Regions from separate parts of the Mus musculus genome. Here region 2 is linked to region 1. A link is a loop called in an ENCODE intact Hi-C map of the cell type or tissue named here. Cell type or tissue: heart. All regions are shown on one strand. Links, peaks and the distances in the headings refer to the core of each region. The heading gives the core; the rest is flanking DNA. Region 1 holds the start of Gm25672 (a small nuclear RNA gene). Region 2 has its middle 55 kb from the start of Zfp326.

Region 1 (8,340 bases), core at 238-8,237:
CTTCTATTTGTCATATGTACTTCTTAGGTCCCAGGATCCTGAACTGCCACAGCTAATTCTTCCATTAACCTTACTTCCTTAGTTTATAGCAAATTAGCTCAGAATCAGAGAGTATAATTTATGTCTATGATCTCACTGCCAGTATAATAAGTTTTGAAGTTACCTATATTTAAAGATTTATTTATTATTATTTTAAGTATGTGTGTGTTTGTATGTGTGTGTATGAGTGTGTGTACATTTTTATGTATGTGTGTATATATGAGTGTGTATATATATGTGTGTGTGTGAGTTTGTATGTAAAAGTATGTGTCTGTGTGTGTGTGTCTGTGTGTGTGCGTGCATGAAAGTGTCTGCAGTGGTCAGAAGTACCTGGTCCCTCCCAGGGACTGGACCACCAGCCAAAGGATACATGTGGAACGACCCATGGCTCTGGTCACATATGTGGCAGAGGATGGCCTTGTTGGACATCAGTGGGAGGAGAGGCCCTTGGGCCTGAGGGTTTTCGATGCCCCAGTGTAGGGGGATGCCAGGGTGGGAGGATGGGAGTGGATGGGTAAGGGAGTGCCCTCATAGAGGCAGGGGGAGGGGGGATGGGATAGGGGTTTTCAAGACTGGATGAAGAAATGAATGGGTCAGGTCAGACATGATTATGCAGCTAACGACTCTCTGATTTCAGCCTTAGGTCCAGAAAAGTGTGGACTCTGCCAGAAAAGCAAGCAAGGTAATGGTGAACTGGGTAAAGTGTGTACACACCCATGCACGGCAGTGTTTACTACCTCTGGCACACCAAAAGAACTTCATTTCACTGAATGTTCTTTTAGATCGACAGACAGATAACTCAAGTTCTTGCTTGACCGAAGTTGATGTCTCCCTCATGATTCCAAGAGCAAAAGGCTTTTGATGCAATTTGAAAATTAATCTACCCTGTGGCTTGCCCGAAAGGCTGTCACTTCCGAAGCCTACATGCTCTGATTCTACACTACTAATAACTGATAATCAGTATATTGATAATCAGTATAGTTAAACAGATGTTAAAATTTGTCTTACCCCACCTCCACACATTGCAACCCAGAAGCCTCATCCCTTCTGAGGGGTGGCTAGGAGCCAAGAGAAAAATGAACTCAAGAACAGGCTATACTCCCTTGCATCCGAGGCAACTGGCAGCAGGATGGTCAGCCACTGGTAGTCTTACTTCATGGCTCATGACTGAGTGAGTGCGGAATGGGAACGTGGTTTGCAAAACAGCTCAGAGCAGCAAGGCAGCTGAGTAAGACTGAAGTTTTGATTGCTAGTATGGAAGGTGGTATGCATGGTAGTAAGGTGGTGCACTCCTTCCTTGGAAGAACTTCTGAGATGGTAAATTCTGCCAGTTGACCAGTTTCCTTAATTTACATGGATAATAGTTTTAATTTACTTGATGTTGGCATATTCATCCTAGTATATGGAAATAATTGAAACATTGTGTCTAGAAAAAGGATGGGTATATGTTCTGGAATGTGGGTGCTTCTCATAGATTCTAACTGTGAAGGTTCCTTGCTTAGCGCGTGTGACTCTTCAAGCCAGTGGCAAGAGCCCTGTCAACATCCAGTGGTACATTTTGTTTTGGAAGGACTTATTCAGTTGAAGTTCATTTGGACATTGACCATGAAGACAGGACACAATCTGCAGGTCTGTCTCTGTGTACTGGAAGGATTGAGGCAGGCAATCGAGGATGTTTGCTCATTAGTGAGTAGAAAGAGTCCAGTCCTCTATAGTTACCCTGCAGCCTTGGGTCTCTTATTCATGTCTGGGGCTTCTCCACTGAATCAGTAGAAGCGGTGTTACGCTGTGACTGCAGTGTGCAGTGCGCAGTGTGCAGTGTGTTGACTACGTTGGCAAACTCAAGAGTAGCAAAATGGAGCCACGTCCATCAAAGCAGAATGGAGGGAAGAGAGAGTTAACTCTATGAAATCGTTAACCTAAGTGAGTTTCTGTTTATTTCTCCAGCTGTGGGGACAGATGTTTGAAGTTGCTGTGCTACCATCATAGATCTGTCTGTCTTCATTTCCCTCCGCTTTGCCTGAGTATTTGGAAGCTCTTAGATTAGGTACCTGTTTATTTCTATTCTTTTTCTCTTGATAACTCGACCCCGATCAACTCTTGTGAACTTAGAGAAACGATATGCTTGTGGCTAACTTTTAGAAGTCCCCTTTCTGTTGTAACGATACTATCCACAAAAATGCCTGTGAATAGCTTAGAACTTTAAAGGCTGAATGGGATCATATTTGCAAAGTACAGAACCAACAGACATATTGTAGTGTCTACTCAGACCTTTTCATATCTTTGTATGTGGCAGTGATACCCATGATAGCATCAATGGCTTTACTCAGAGGAGGAAAAATGTCTAAATAGCCTGCAGATATGTCTCTAAAAAGTGCCTTTACAGCTTGCTGAAGAGATAAAGTTTCTGGAAAACAAATTAGACCTTAAAGGTGAGTTTCATTCCCTAACCAATTCTATGGGACATATTGCTCTTATCTGATTAGAACATGACAAACCAAGATGTTGTCTACTTACTCTACATGCTTCTAAAAAAAAAAAAAAACCAAACTTTTGATTAAGTTTTTTTTTTTTTTTTTTTTGAAAATTTCATACATCCATACTATACTGGCTAGTTTTGTGTCAACTTGACACAGCTGGAGTTATCACAGAGAAAGGAGCTTCAGTTGAGGAAATGCCTCCACGAGATCCAGCTGGAAGGCATTTTCTCAATTAGTGACCAGAGCAGGAGGTCCCCTTGTGGGTGGGAACATCTCTGGGTTGGTAGTCTTGGTTCTACAAGAGAGCAGGCTGAGCAAGACAGGGGAAGAAAGCCAGTAAAGAACATCCCTCCATGGCCTCTGCATCAGCTCCCGCTTCCTGACCTGCTTGAGTTCCAGTCTTGACTTCCTTGGTGATGAACAGCAATATGGAAGTGTAAGCTGAATAAATCCTTTCCTCCCCGACTGCTTCTTGGTCATGATGTTTGTGCAAGAATAGAAACCCTGACTAAGACACATACCATGCTTCACTCCCACCCCCACCCTTCACATCTCTGTGTCTGCCATCTCATCCTCCTCTCTACAAGCCCCTTACCAGGAATTTGTGTCTGTTGTTTGAGGACCTGAGTTTTAGCAGGGCAGACTGTAGGACCTTGGAAAGAGGCTCACTGTGTCCTCCCTCTCCCTATTGACCTCTGTTGTATTTTGGAGATGCTCACTGTCTCCCATTGTGTGACCATTAACCAGCCCACCAGACTCCAACAGGTAGGTTCTAAACCTGTGGTCATAAAGGTGTGTTTTCTTCTAGAAATTGTACAAAGGTTAAAAAAAAACCAGGTAAAAATAAGAGTTCAAGGGTAGATATATTTCACAACATTGACTAAATTGGTTGATCCTCCCAGTTTCTTGAGATCCTTGAGAAAACCCCCAGAGCAAGTTGTCTGGTCTTCAGCGCCATCCACCAAAACTTAATATTATGGGATGCTTGGGCAGAGAACAGGACAGTGCAGCTTTGCCTTCAGAGAGCTGTTTACTGTGTAGCATCTAGGGTTCTAGCTAGTGGTCAGGATCCTGAGTGCTATGCAGTTAGGGCTAGTATACATTCTTTGGCCTCTTTGTCTGCCACATATATCATTTGACTGGATACTTTACAGTGCTAGGGGATGAGAAGGAAGCCAGGATGAGAAAGAGAGATGCTGAAGTTGCACAAGGACTAGCCCATAAGGCCGGTTTCCTTTCCTTCTTCCTTAGCTCTGGAACCACACAGCACCCCTGGAGGCCATTAGAACCTCAGGACAGGAGTCTGTTTTTTTTTTTTTTTTTTTTTTTTGGCTTTTCGAGACAGGGTTTCTCTGTATAGCCCTGGCTGGCCTGGAACTCACTTTGTAGACCAGGCTGGCCTTGAACTCAGAAATCCTCCTGCCTCTGCCTCCCAAGTGCTGGGATTAAAGGCATGCGCCAGCACACCCGGCAAAAAAAATATGGAACACTTCACGAATTTGTGTGTCATCCTTGCGCAGGGGCCATGCTAATCTTCTCTGTATCATTCCAATTTTAGTATATGTGCTGCCGAAGCGAGCACAGGGCAGCAGTCTTTAGATCTGCCTTAGCTTTGCCTGGGGAACATTTGGAAAAACTGCAAAAGGGAGATGGGAACTTAATCAGCCTCTGTCAGAGCCTCAAGAACTTGTGTTTTCCAGCCTGGTGACATTACAAACTAGGAGGGCAAGGCCCTACAAGACCATGGGGTTCACAAGCTCCCTGTGGGGAGAATGAAGGATAGTTACTCACTGAGCAAGTGTTCACTTAAAGCCGAGTTTGTGCATCACATTGTAGCCAGGGTTCTTTCTCTGTCATACACACACACACACACACACACACACACACACACACACACACACCAGGACTGTCGGGATAGTGAAGAGTCCTTTGGGTTCTGGAAGCAGAACTTAGGTCCTCTTTAATAGCAAGTTCCTGTACCTGTGGAGCTTTGCTCCAGCCAGGTTTCTTCCTATCAAAACACAAGGCTTCCTTCATGAGGTAAAATAACACAAAAGAACCTACCAGGCTTTCTAAATTTTTTAACTTGTCTTTGAGAAATTAGTTTACCGGAACCTACCACTGAGATCTAGTCAAAGGAATCCACCAGCTCTGAGCTAGAGAAAATTCCCACCCCAGAATCAGGAGGTGAGATGTGCCTCTTCTGAGATGAAGACTTCCATGCAAAAGTGGAACCAGAGGCCAAGAACCAAACACAAGGTCAAATGCGAATTAAAAACAATTAAGTGAGCCTGGATACAAATTAATTGAGTTCTTGCCGGATAATCAGGAAGGTCAGGCTGACACTTAGATTCAACATTGAAACAGCAGAAAAGAGAGAGCAATGAATTGGTTACATTGTTATTCAGGAAAGGAGGGATGCTGACGCTGTCAAGTACAAACTCTTGTCGTGCCTTTAAATCTGCTCAGATCTCCAGTTACTCTTCAAAGTTCAGCTTCTGCTGGGTAGGAATTGTACAATTATGTCAGCTTCTCGGGTTTCAGCGGAGACGACATCAGAGGGAAAGGAACCATGTTCAAGAGAAACAGGCCCAGGCTGTTTGCATTTAGGGAGTACAGGAACAACACGCGGATACGGGACATGAATGGAGATGCATCCAGAAAATCATCTTCTCATCTGTCTGTATCTGTGAAACTTGGTCTTTCCTTTCACTTAAATTTTATAGAAATGCTACGGGAGGAGGACGGTAGTTTAAGGTGTGCTGTAAAGGTTCCCACCAACGTACCTACACAAAAAGAGTCCAGCTTCTTTCTGTCAGTCTGGGTCCTGCGTGGCTCCATCTTAACTCAGGTCTCTTTTGTGTATGTATAGGGCAGAATCAGGGCAAATTAGGACAAGGGGTCTTACCCAGAGTGGACTCGAACCAGACAGCTTCTTTCAGACTGTAGTTGGCATGTGACTTGGGTCTCGGAGCCCAGACCCAAGTGCAGGCTGGTACGGTTCAACCACGTGCCCTGCCACAAACAGGACATGGTTTTAACCGACATCTTGCACTTCTGCACTAGTCAAAGTCTAGTCTTGAGTCTCTTCCCAGTCCTAGAGCTTGTTGCCAAGGTGGAAGTCACCAGTAAGCCATAGAGCCAGGGTCTTTCTAAGAGGGACAATATCCATGAGCAGACATGGACGAATACTATTAAAAATAAAGTGGCTGGGCAGAAAGGCAGGAGTTGAGGCTGACTCGACTCAATAAGGTGGGGAAGGCAGAAGGAAGAGGGAGACTTCCTGCCAGGTAGATCCTTATGCAGAGCTAGCTTGGATAGGGTCAGCAATGACTACTGTTAGGGGCCTGGAGGACAAAGGCCATCACTATAGTGACCAAATGCTAGGTCTGGAGCCATCCATGGAGTGGGAGGTATTGGGAATGTACACCCACATGAAAATGTAGATATACAACCTCATCCCCATGCAATTTTCTGGTGAATTCTTATTAATGTCTCACCTAAGAAATTGCTATTCACCTAAATTTAAGAAAACATTTTCTTCCAGAAGCCTTGGAGCCTTAATTTTTGTAGTTGTGTCTATAATAAATACCTCTTAAACTGGTTTTGTATATGGTGTAAGGTAGGAGTTGAATATTTAAAAAATATGAACATCTATGTGTTCCTAGATAATTTATTAAGATGATATTTCCACATAAATTTCTGAGTATGTTCATATAATTAACTGATTTTATATATATATATACACATATATTTAATATGTATATATGTATAATGTACACTACATGTATATATGTATGTATATATATATGTAATACATTTATATATGTGTGTATGTATGTGTATATATAATATGTAACATATGTGTATATATATAATGTATGTAAGACATTTATATGTGTGTGTGTGTGTCTGTGTGTGCAGGTGCAGTTGTGTATTTTCTATTAGGTTAATTTCATCTATTTGTTTTCTCTATACCTCAGTGGCTAGATGATGATGGTGATGATGATAACTCTACAAATCTAGTAGGTTGTTTATTTGAGGGAATGTTTAATTTCTTATCTTGGTATAAACATTTTATGATGAATTTCTACCAAATCCTTGATTGATTTTTATTATCATAACTATATTTATAGATGAATTAGTTTGGAGAGAATTGAAATCTGTATTAGCTGACAGTGCTCCCATATCAAAACAGCCTCAGAAGGAATTCACCCCACATCCTTGGAGCCTGGAAGTCCAAGGTCAAGGTGTTAGCGGTCTTGCTGTCTTCTGAGGCCCCTCTGAGATGGCTTCTGTCTGGCTGTGTCTCCCAGTGTCTCAGTCTGTAGACTCTCTTCCTGTCCTAGGATGTTTTTAAAAAGACACTGGTCACATTACATCGTAGTCTACCCTTATGACTTGCTTTTCTCCATTTTAAGGCCCTATTTTCAGATGCAGTGCAATTCAGAAGCAGTGGACACTAGTTTTGGGAACACAAAACTCAGCCTATAATATCTTAACAACATTAAAACTTTTAGTCTTGAACGTAGTGCATCTTTCCCCCACAACTTTAATTTCTCTCAATATTTGGTAATTTTCAGATGCAGATGTTTCTTACATTGGTAATTCAGTTGTAACGTTTGAATACAATTCTTAGCAGAGCTTTTTAAATCAACTTTCATCTGCTATGTATTTGAATGTTGTCTTTGTAGATGGTTAATGCCTGAACCTCTCCTTGGAGTTTATGCTTTGTATGCGGCTTCTATGACTCTACCTTTGTATTAATGCTGTCTTGACTCACATCTGCTGTCTGGCTTTGACATCTTTGTTTGCTTTCTGCTCCTGCTTGTGCAGTGAGGAACAGCGTTTGTGGGAGCAGACAATCGTCTTGGTCTAGGGAGGAAAATATTCACTTTTCCTTTAAATTGCTGTGTATTTTTCATGGCTGCCTTCTATTAAACTGAAGAACCCTCTTCTGTTACTTCTTTCCTGAGTCTTGATCATGAATGAGGTTGAATTATGTCCAATTATTTCTTTGTACCTCCTGGCGATCACTTGGCTTCTCTTCTTTTTTTCTCCTAATGGGGTGAATTAAGTTGATGGTGTTTTGAATGTTAAGCCAACTTTCATGATAAACCCCTTCATTATGTGGTATTTCCGAAGATTGCTGGCTTCCATTTACTAATATTTTCTTAGAATTATGGTCATTAATTTTCTTTTCTGGTAATAGCAGTCATTTTTTAAGATCATGGTTAATATGAATCTATAAAACAAGCGAAGTATTCTTTCATTTTCTATTTTTTTCTGAGAGATTTGTATTTTTCAAATATTTTCAGAAGTATCTAAGAAAACCACCCAGAGCTGTTTGCTGTGTTAGAGGTGTAGTCTCAGCCATGCAGCCTGTTTGTACTGGCTTCGTCCTCGGTTGTATCTTTCAAGCATGTGCTCATTTTCCATCTAACACCAGATTTAGAGACACGAGACTTTCCCAATATTCCTTTACTATTACTTAAAGATATATTTTAAACATGTTTTGTCTATAAGTATTTGCATACTTGTATGTACATATATCACATATGTGACTGGTGCCCATGGAGGTCAGAAGAAGCTAGAAGATGCTCTGAAACTGAAATTAAAGATGGTTTTGAGCTACCACGTGGGTGCTGGTCATCCAACCAGGTCCTATGCAAGAGCTCCAAGTGCTTTGAATTGCTGACATTTTTTTTCTCACCATTTTAACATCTTTTAAGTCTGTAAGACTATAATGATTTGTAATCCTAAAGAGCAGGGTAATGTAAGGAGTTCTCCTGCACCCCCTTACCACCTTCCTCTGGGGTTG
Region 2 (8,340 bases), core at 258-8,257, 140 kb before region 1:
TATGCCCTCAAATGACCTGAACACACATCTTTTCCCACTTGGTGCCGTGTTAACTGTTACTGTGTTTGACCATCTGATAGTCCTACTGATAGAGACTCTTATCATCCTGTTTGCATGTAAAACAGCTAATGTTCAAAGCTTAACATTTTCTGGGTTTCTACAACGGTTAGAAGTAGCATAAATTGGACATGTGGTTTTATTCTTGCCTTCAGTAGGTACCCTTTCCTTTTCCTACTGGATATTTCCTATTCCTACTGAATAGGCCTTGCCAGGGTTCACGCTTCTGTGACAGCTCAGGCCTGGCACTTCACACAGTCCAATCCAAGTGCATGGTTCAGCTTTCGTTCTTGTTTTTCAACTGTGTGCATGTATGTGAGTGCGTGCAGGGTGTGTGCATATGTGAGTGTGCATGTGTGGATGTGTGAGTTAGTGTGAGTTATGTGAGTGTACATGACTGTATGTGTGTATGTGCAGGGTATGTGTGGTTGTGTGCATGAATGAATGTATGTGTGCATATATGCAAATATACACATGTATATGTGAAAGGACATGTGTATGCATGTGTGTGTGTGTGAGTGAATGTGTATGTGAGTCATGTGTGTATGTGTGTGTGAGAGTGACTATGTGTGACTGTGTGTGTATGTGTACAGGTTTACTTTGCTGTCTTGGTTTCAGAAGATTCAGTTCATCACGGCAGAGACAACAATGACTTGCATCGTGGTGGCTGAGGAGCACAGTGGGGTGACAGAAAAGGTACCCCAAGGACATGCCACATGCACTCTGTGGCTTTACCCACTAGACCTCCCTGAGGTTTTCAGCATCTTCCACAACATTGCCACCACCTGGGTGTTAGCCCCTAACAATGAGCCTTTTGGGGGGGTGCTCATTGTAACCAAACCCAAACACGCACTTTGCCTGGTTAGTCTGCCAGAACATGTTTGTGTTTCTCCTGGCAAACTCATCTGGCAAGTGTTGATGGAGCAAAGACCTTTTCCTGTCAGTGTGTTCCTGCTCTCCTTTCCCTTGGGTGCAGAGTCAAGATGGTGTTGCAGCTTGAATCGGACAGTCGTCAGGAGGAAGGGAGCTTCCAGGCCTACGGTGCTGGGCCATCTCAGAGGAGCGAAGCAAATTACTAAAGAAGGCTCTCCAGAGCCCAGCGTAAAAGCTCAGGTTTGGATTCTTGTTTAGGGTTCTTCTAGCTGTCATTCGGACCTTTACATGTGTGATGACTGAGACCTCCCAGGGTTTATTCATAACTCATCTGAATCTCACAACAGCACCAGGAGGGTGTATCTCAATTGTGGATAGTTGCTCTAGAATGAAGGCAGCACCGACCAGCGGCAAAAAGAAAAGAAAAACCTGCTGGACTCTGTGGGGAGCTTAAGTAGGTAAAGTACTGAAATCAAACGGTGCGGTTAGATCTCAAAACTAGGGCGGTGGTGGCGCTGAGTTCGAGGCCAGCCTGGTCTACAGAGTGAGTTCCAAGACAGCCAGGGCTATACAGAGAAACCCTGTCTCGAAAAACAAACAAACAAACAAACAAACAAACAAACAACTAGGAATTCTGATAGGAGATGCTGTGCACACATGGTTCTCAATTTTCTCATCTACATCTCTTGGACACTTGAGAATCGACCCCATAGCTCCTTTGAATACCGAGACTATTGTCTTGGCTATAGTGCTTAATCCTGAACTGCTTTGGAGGGAAGCCACTCCGCACCTCAGGGGTGTGTCTGAACATGCCTGCCTGTTCCCTCTTAGAAGATTATATTTTATAACCAAGCGGAAGCATTCCCGAAGTGCCCCAAGCCTGCTTGCACTCAACATGGAAGCTGTGAGAGATTCCTGAACAAGGTTCCTGTGAGCTGAGTGGTGGAGCACCTGCTTAGAATGCACCGTGTGTCCTCTGGGCTGTGGGGCAAGGAGGAAGAATACTGAGTCTAAGGAAAGGCTAGAAAGATTGTGGCAAATCCCAGAGAAAGGGCTGTTGATGAGCCCCTGAGGGGAAGCAGTGGTGGCCAGAGCAAGAGAGGTCTGTGTACAGTTCACAGAGCAGCGGACAAACCTTATTAATTCTGCAACTGTCCTTTTGCACCTCACTGCCCTGAGCAGCATTTGACTGGTACTGTCTGACATCAAAGAATGGTTGTAGCAGAGTCCTAATTGGTGGGACCAGGGAAGTGACCTCAGGTTGTGCCTGAGACAGGGAGAGTGACCTCAGATTGTACCTGAGACAGGGGAGTGACCTCAGGTTGCACCTGAGACAGGGGAGTGACCTCAGGTTGTACCTGAGACAGGGGAGTGACCATAGGTTGTACCTGAGACAGGGGAGTGACCTCAGGTTGTACCTGAGACAGGGGAGTGACCATAGGTTGTACCTGAGACAGGGGAGTGACCTCAGATTGTACCTGAGACAGGGGAGTGACCTCAGGTTGTACCTGAGACAGGGGAGTGACCATAGGTTGTACCTGGGACAGGGGAGTGACCATAGGTTGTACCTGAGACAGGGGAGTGACCTCAGGTTGTACCTGAGACAGGGGAGTGACCATAGGTTGTACCTGAGACAGGGGAGTGACCTCAGGTTGTACCTGAGACAGGGGAGTGACCATAGGTTGTACCTGAGACAGGGGAGTGACCTCAGATTGTACCTGAGACAGGGGAGTGACCTCAGGTTGTACCTGAGACAGGGGAGTGACCATAGGTTGTACCTGAGACAGGGGAGTGACCTCAGGTTGTACCTGAGACAGGGGAGTGATCTCAGGTTGTACCTGAGACAGGGGAGTGACCTCAGGTTGTACCTGAGACAGGGGAGTGACCTCAGGTTGCACCTGAGACAGGGGAGTGACCATAGGTTGTACCTGAGACAGGGGAGTGACTTCAGGTTGTACCTGAGACAGGGGAGTGACTTCAGGTTGTACCTGAGACAGGGGAGTGATCTCAGGTTGTACCTGAAACAGGGGAGTGATCTCAGGTTGTACCTGAGACAGGGGAGTGACCATAGGTTGTAACTGAGACAGGGGAGTGACCTCAGGTTGTACCTGAGACAGGAGAGTGATCTCAGGTTGTACCTGAGACAGGGGAGGAACCATAGGTTGTACCTGAGACAGGGGAGTGACCTCAGGTTGTACCTGAGACGGGAGTGACCGCAGGTTGTATCTGAGACAGGGGAAGTGACCTCAGATTGTACTTATGATCCCAGGAAGTGACCATAGGTTGTACCTGAGACAGCTGGGGAGGAGGCAGGAGCAGATAAACACCAGATGTCTTCATACCACCCCACACCACAATAGCTTCTGATACTAAAGGGTGTGGGTTGTACTGAGGCGACCTTACCTGATGCACGAAACGCCAGTGGGAAGTGGTCAGCTCTGGACTGTAATGCTAAACACTGTCCACTAGGTGGCAGCTTCCCCACTTAAGGTCCCTAAACTAAGGGGAAGAAATGAGGGTCTAGGCTTTTGTTTCTCTCTCCATGGAACAGAGCATTCTCCAGGGGCAGATTTCCTATGGGAAGAAAACACTAGAGAACAGAAAGATTACTCTTCCATAAAGTCAACAGTGTACACCAGAGGGAACGGAATGATACAATGAAGAGATAAGTGCACACCCAAAGGGCCCTGGAGTGTGTTGGAGCCACAAGTGGTGCAGAAAAGCTAAGTAGAACTTGCTGCAAACACAGAAAATTAAAAATGTAAAATTAAGAATTTAATAATTGAGTACCAGACTGAGATAATCGGTGAAATTTAAGTCTAGACAAGAAATTCTTGTGTGGCTTGAGAGGCGCCTCAGCAGTTTATAGTGTACTGTTACTGCAGAGGACCAAGTTTGAATCCCAGCACCGACACCTGGAAGCTCACAGCCCCATGTAACACCAGCTCCAGGAGACCTAACGCCTCTAGCTTTGCTGGGCACCTGCACTTGGGTGTACACAATAAACACATATGCACAATTGAGGCTGGAGAGGATGAGTCTGGCTAGGAGCATGTACTGCTCTTATAGGAGACCCAGTTCAGTCCCAGTGCCCACATGGCAGCTCACAACTGCATGTAACTCTGGTTCTAAGGGATCTGGCATCCTCCTCTAGACTCCAGGGGCACCAGCATTTTCAGGTACACACACACACACACACACACACACACACACACACACACATATGAATAATTTAAAATAAATCTTTTTTGTTACTTTTAAATTTTTTTTTTGGTTTTTCGAGACAGGGTTTCTCTGTATAGCCCTGGCTGTCCTGGAACTCACTTTGTAGACCAGGCTGGCCTCAAACTCAGAAATTCGCCTGCCTCTGCCTCCCGAGTGCTGGGATTAAAGGCGTGCGCCACCACACCCGGCAAAAATAAATCTTTAAACAGAAGATAGAATGAAGAGAATAGATATTATGTTAAAAATAGCAATGAAGCCAGGTGGTGGTGGCACACACCTTTAATCCCAGCACTCAGGAGGCAGAGGCAGGCAGATTTCTGAGTTCGAGGCCAGCCTGGTCTACAAAGTGAGTTCCAGGACAGCCAGGACTATACAGAGAAACCCTGTCTCGAAAAACCAAAAAACCAAACCAAAACAAAAAAATAGCAATGAGGGCCAGGCATGGCGGTGTATGCCTTAAATCCCAGCACTGAAGCGGCAGACACAGGAAGGTCTCTGAATTTAAGGCCAGCCTAGTCTACATAGCACGTTTCAGTCAGTGAGTGCTACATAGTGAGACCCTGCCTCAAAAAAAAAAACAAACAACAAAAACAACAACAACAAAAACAACAACAACAACAAAAAACCCAAATCAAACCAACAAAGTAACGAGATAGTAATGTATATCTTCTGAGAACTAAGCAAAGCAAATAGATAAATGAAAGCAACAGTCTCAAACTAACACATATGTGTGAATATGTCACCAGGGTACCCGGATCCTCAGCAGAGAGCACAAACCCTTCTTTAGTGAGGACAGACATCACAAGCTTCACGAGAGTCTGGGCGTAAAAGTATCTTTTATTCACCTTATGTAATTATTGTCTTAAAGACTTACTGCTGAATATGCTCACCCTTTCTAGTTCTTTCTAAACTCTGGCTGGGCTGGTTCAACTCAACTGTTCTGGCTCAAACTCCTCTCCAAGCTGACTGATTCAAACTGGTTTCTCTCAGCTTCTCACTGAATTGCTCTGCTTGGCCTCAAATAACTCTGGCAATTTGTCCTAATTTTCTGGTTCTTTCTCATTCTCTGACTTCAGCTGCCCCTGCTGCCCTGCACGGAACTGCATGAACTCATGACTGAACTCAGCTCCACTGCACTGCACTCACTGCATGCATGAACTCACTGTGCTGCATGCACTGACTGTACTGCCTGCACTGCATGCACTGACTGCACTGCATGCAATCCCTGCACTGCACCCACTGCATGCATGAACTCACTGCACTGACTGCACTGCACTGCACTACACTGACTGCACTCACTATATACACTGCACTCACCACACTGCACCACACTGCACTCACTGCATGTATGAGCTCACTGCACTGTGCTCACTGCACTCACTGCACTGCATACACTCACTATACTGACTGCACTCACTACACTCACTGCACTGACTGCACTCACCACACTGCACTCACTGCACTGACTGTACTGCATGCACTGACTGCACTGCATGCATTCACTGCCCTCACTGCAGTGCGCTGCCTCCACTGCACTCACTGACTGCACTCACTGACTGACTGCACTGCACTCACTACACTGACTCTCAATTCCCTGACCCTCCCTGAGCTGCTCTTAAGCCCCCCTTTCCTGTCTCTCCTTGTGAGAGTCAGGCGCATCCTACCTCTGACTCATTCTGTCAAATCTTTCTCTGATTCATCACTTTGTCTGCTACTCAGTTAGACATCACTTTCAAACATGGTGGCTTCCTTCTTCAAACTAACTTTACCTTCATTGTTTGGGATTAAAGATGTATACTAAGGGTGCATCTGTGCCCCCACCAGAGGGATTAAGGGTGTGTGGCACATCTTCATTCCAGCTGGATCACGAAGACCTAGACCTTTGGATGTGTCCTTTGCCAGAGAAGCCATGTTGTCAGATTAAAATTTATCTACATCTGGGGGTGAAGCATGGCAGAGCATTTGCCTAGCATGTGCAGGGCCCCATGTTTAATGTCACGCCAAACACCAAGACTTAGTAAAGGTCAAACAACACCATGTAGGCTATGTTCTCTGACTACACTGTAATAAAAACACAAAATTGTTTTTTACCTGAAAATCACCAGAAAAGTAGAGCAGAGTAGAACTTGTAAATGACACAGCAGAGGAAGACCCTGGTGGTGTTTCCATGGTGAAAATTAAAACTGAGAGAGAAATTTGTAACTACAGAACATAGATAAGGTCTAATAAGCTAGTAGCTCAACTCATATTTGGAAAGGATGACTTGAGTATGCTAAGAAAAAATAACCACAGGAAAGGAAATTAAAAATAAACTCAGGGGCAAAATTAATAAACGATGTAATTCCTCCTAATAAGCCAATGTAAAGGTCCTTGGAAACTTTTAGTACCTCGAGCAGCAACAACCAGTGCTTGTATCATGTTTCTATGGTTACACTTGTATTATGCTTGTATATTGTTTTAAACTCCTTCCATCCATTAGTATTTTATTCCCATGATAACTCAATAAAGTGTACAGTGGTCTCGGCACTGTACCAAGGATACAGAACAAGAGGCTAACATTTTCAAAGGACAGAAGACAGAGCTCAGAAAAAAACTCATTTTAGATGAGTACCATAAACAAATGTTTATCAAAATGTTGAAAAAGGAAAAGGCTAAGTTTCCAGGAGAGTATAAAATGTCAGATTTATTTCAAGAAGAAATAGAAAACTTGGGCCAGGCAAGGTAGCACACACTTTTAATTCCAGCTTTTGGGAGCTAGAGCTCTGTGAGTTTGAGGCCAGTCTGGTCTGCATAGCGAGTTGCAGGACAGCCAGGGCTACATAACAGAGAGGCCCTGTCTAAAAACAAACAAATGGAAAATGAAAAAAAAAAAAAGACAAGATATAGAAAACGTGACCAATAAGTACTATGATATAATGACAACCACTTAAGAATTAAGGCCCTACACTGAGGCAGATTTACAGGTGACTCTCATTAGGTTTTCAGAGTCAAGAACAACTTCACCTTAAACTGTTCAAAACTAAAAGTAAACTCAATGAGAACTGGCCATTAGCCTAGGAAGTGAGGAGAAATTCACATAAGACAAGATTACTTTGAGACTAACAGCATTGATACAGAATCTGACCCGAGACAGTCCGGCAGAGGATGAGTTACAGATCTGCTCTGCTTATGACTGCGACTAAACACAATGAAGAGAGAACTAAATGAAATAGAACCAAAAGTCCCCTGACATTAAATATAGGACGACACATAGCCAAGTAAACTGCATCTGTGCAAGGCGGCGGGGATGACGTCAGAGTCTGAAAGTGGAGATAGTCTGTTGCATTGAGAGACTAAAGGGTCTTCTAGCTGGGTTGCCTCGTCTGGCCTCAGTGGGAGAGGATGTGCCCAGTTCTACAGAGGCTTGATGTGCCTCGGGAGGGGTCCAGGGGGTACCAAAGGGGGCCTCCACCCTCTCAGAGCAGAAGGGGATGGGGGTGGGGGAAGGGTTGTGGTAGGGGAGCAGTGAATGGGATGTAAACTTAATAAATTTCAAAAAAGGGGGGTGGGAAGAGATAAAGGAGAACAAATTTACTCATAATTTCCATGTGGAAATCACGATGCATCTTATCATATTTATCCCAAGAAACATCTCCGAAAACTGATGATGTAAGGGACACCAGACAAGGAAATTTTATTTTACTCAGTCTTTTTCAAGACAGAGTTTCTCTGTATAGCCCTGGCTGTCCTGGAACTCACTTTGTAGAGCAGGCAGGCTGGCCTCGAACTCAGAAATCCGTCTGCCCCTGCCTCCCAAGTGCTGGGATTAAAGGCCTGCGCCACCACACCCGGCTATTTTACTCAGTCTCAAACAAAGACAATATTCCTTAAAAAACAAACAAACCAGAAATCCATAAGGTAATAGTGATCCAACATTGTCCTGTATTTCTAGTCAGTATTACTACGAGAAAAACAAAGAGAAATGATGAGTAAAGGGTGTGTGTATGTGGGAGGGAGACAGAGTAGCTGTTGTCTACAGATGGAGTAATTGTTAATAAAGAATTCCTAGCAGCGATCGATCCCAGTCTATTAGAGTTCACACAAGTTCCACAATATGAAACACAAGAACCACCCCACAGGCCAATAGCGTCCAGCTAAGAAAGGGTTACAACGATGTTACTCAGAGTAGCAAGGAGATGTAACGAT

What was found. Hi-C counts contacts between places; a loop is a spot of excess contacts. Peaks named below come from ENCODE experiments on the same cell type or tissue, not always from the same donor. Only the 100,000 strongest peaks of a DNase experiment are listed, where the experiment ranks them.
Region 2: a loop joins it to region 1, with 2.6 times the contacts of the local background. A loop is called at or near these places in 3 of 42 quality-filtered maps.

Annotation. Positions count from the first base shown.
Region 1 is chr5:106,068,333-106,076,672 of GRCm38, forward strand. Gm25672 (a small nuclear RNA gene) reads right to left here and starts at 4,101; the gene lies at 3,995-4,101. In heart, for the core only: a CTCF peak has its summit at 3,772; no DNase peak of the experiment used is centred there.
Region 2 is chr5:105,927,110-105,935,449 of GRCm38, forward strand. No RefSeq gene overlaps it. Among named protein-coding and RNA genes, the nearest start is that of Zfp326, 55 kb to the left of the region's middle. In heart, for the core only: a CTCF peak has its summit at 3,394 (motif pointing right); no DNase peak of the experiment used is centred there.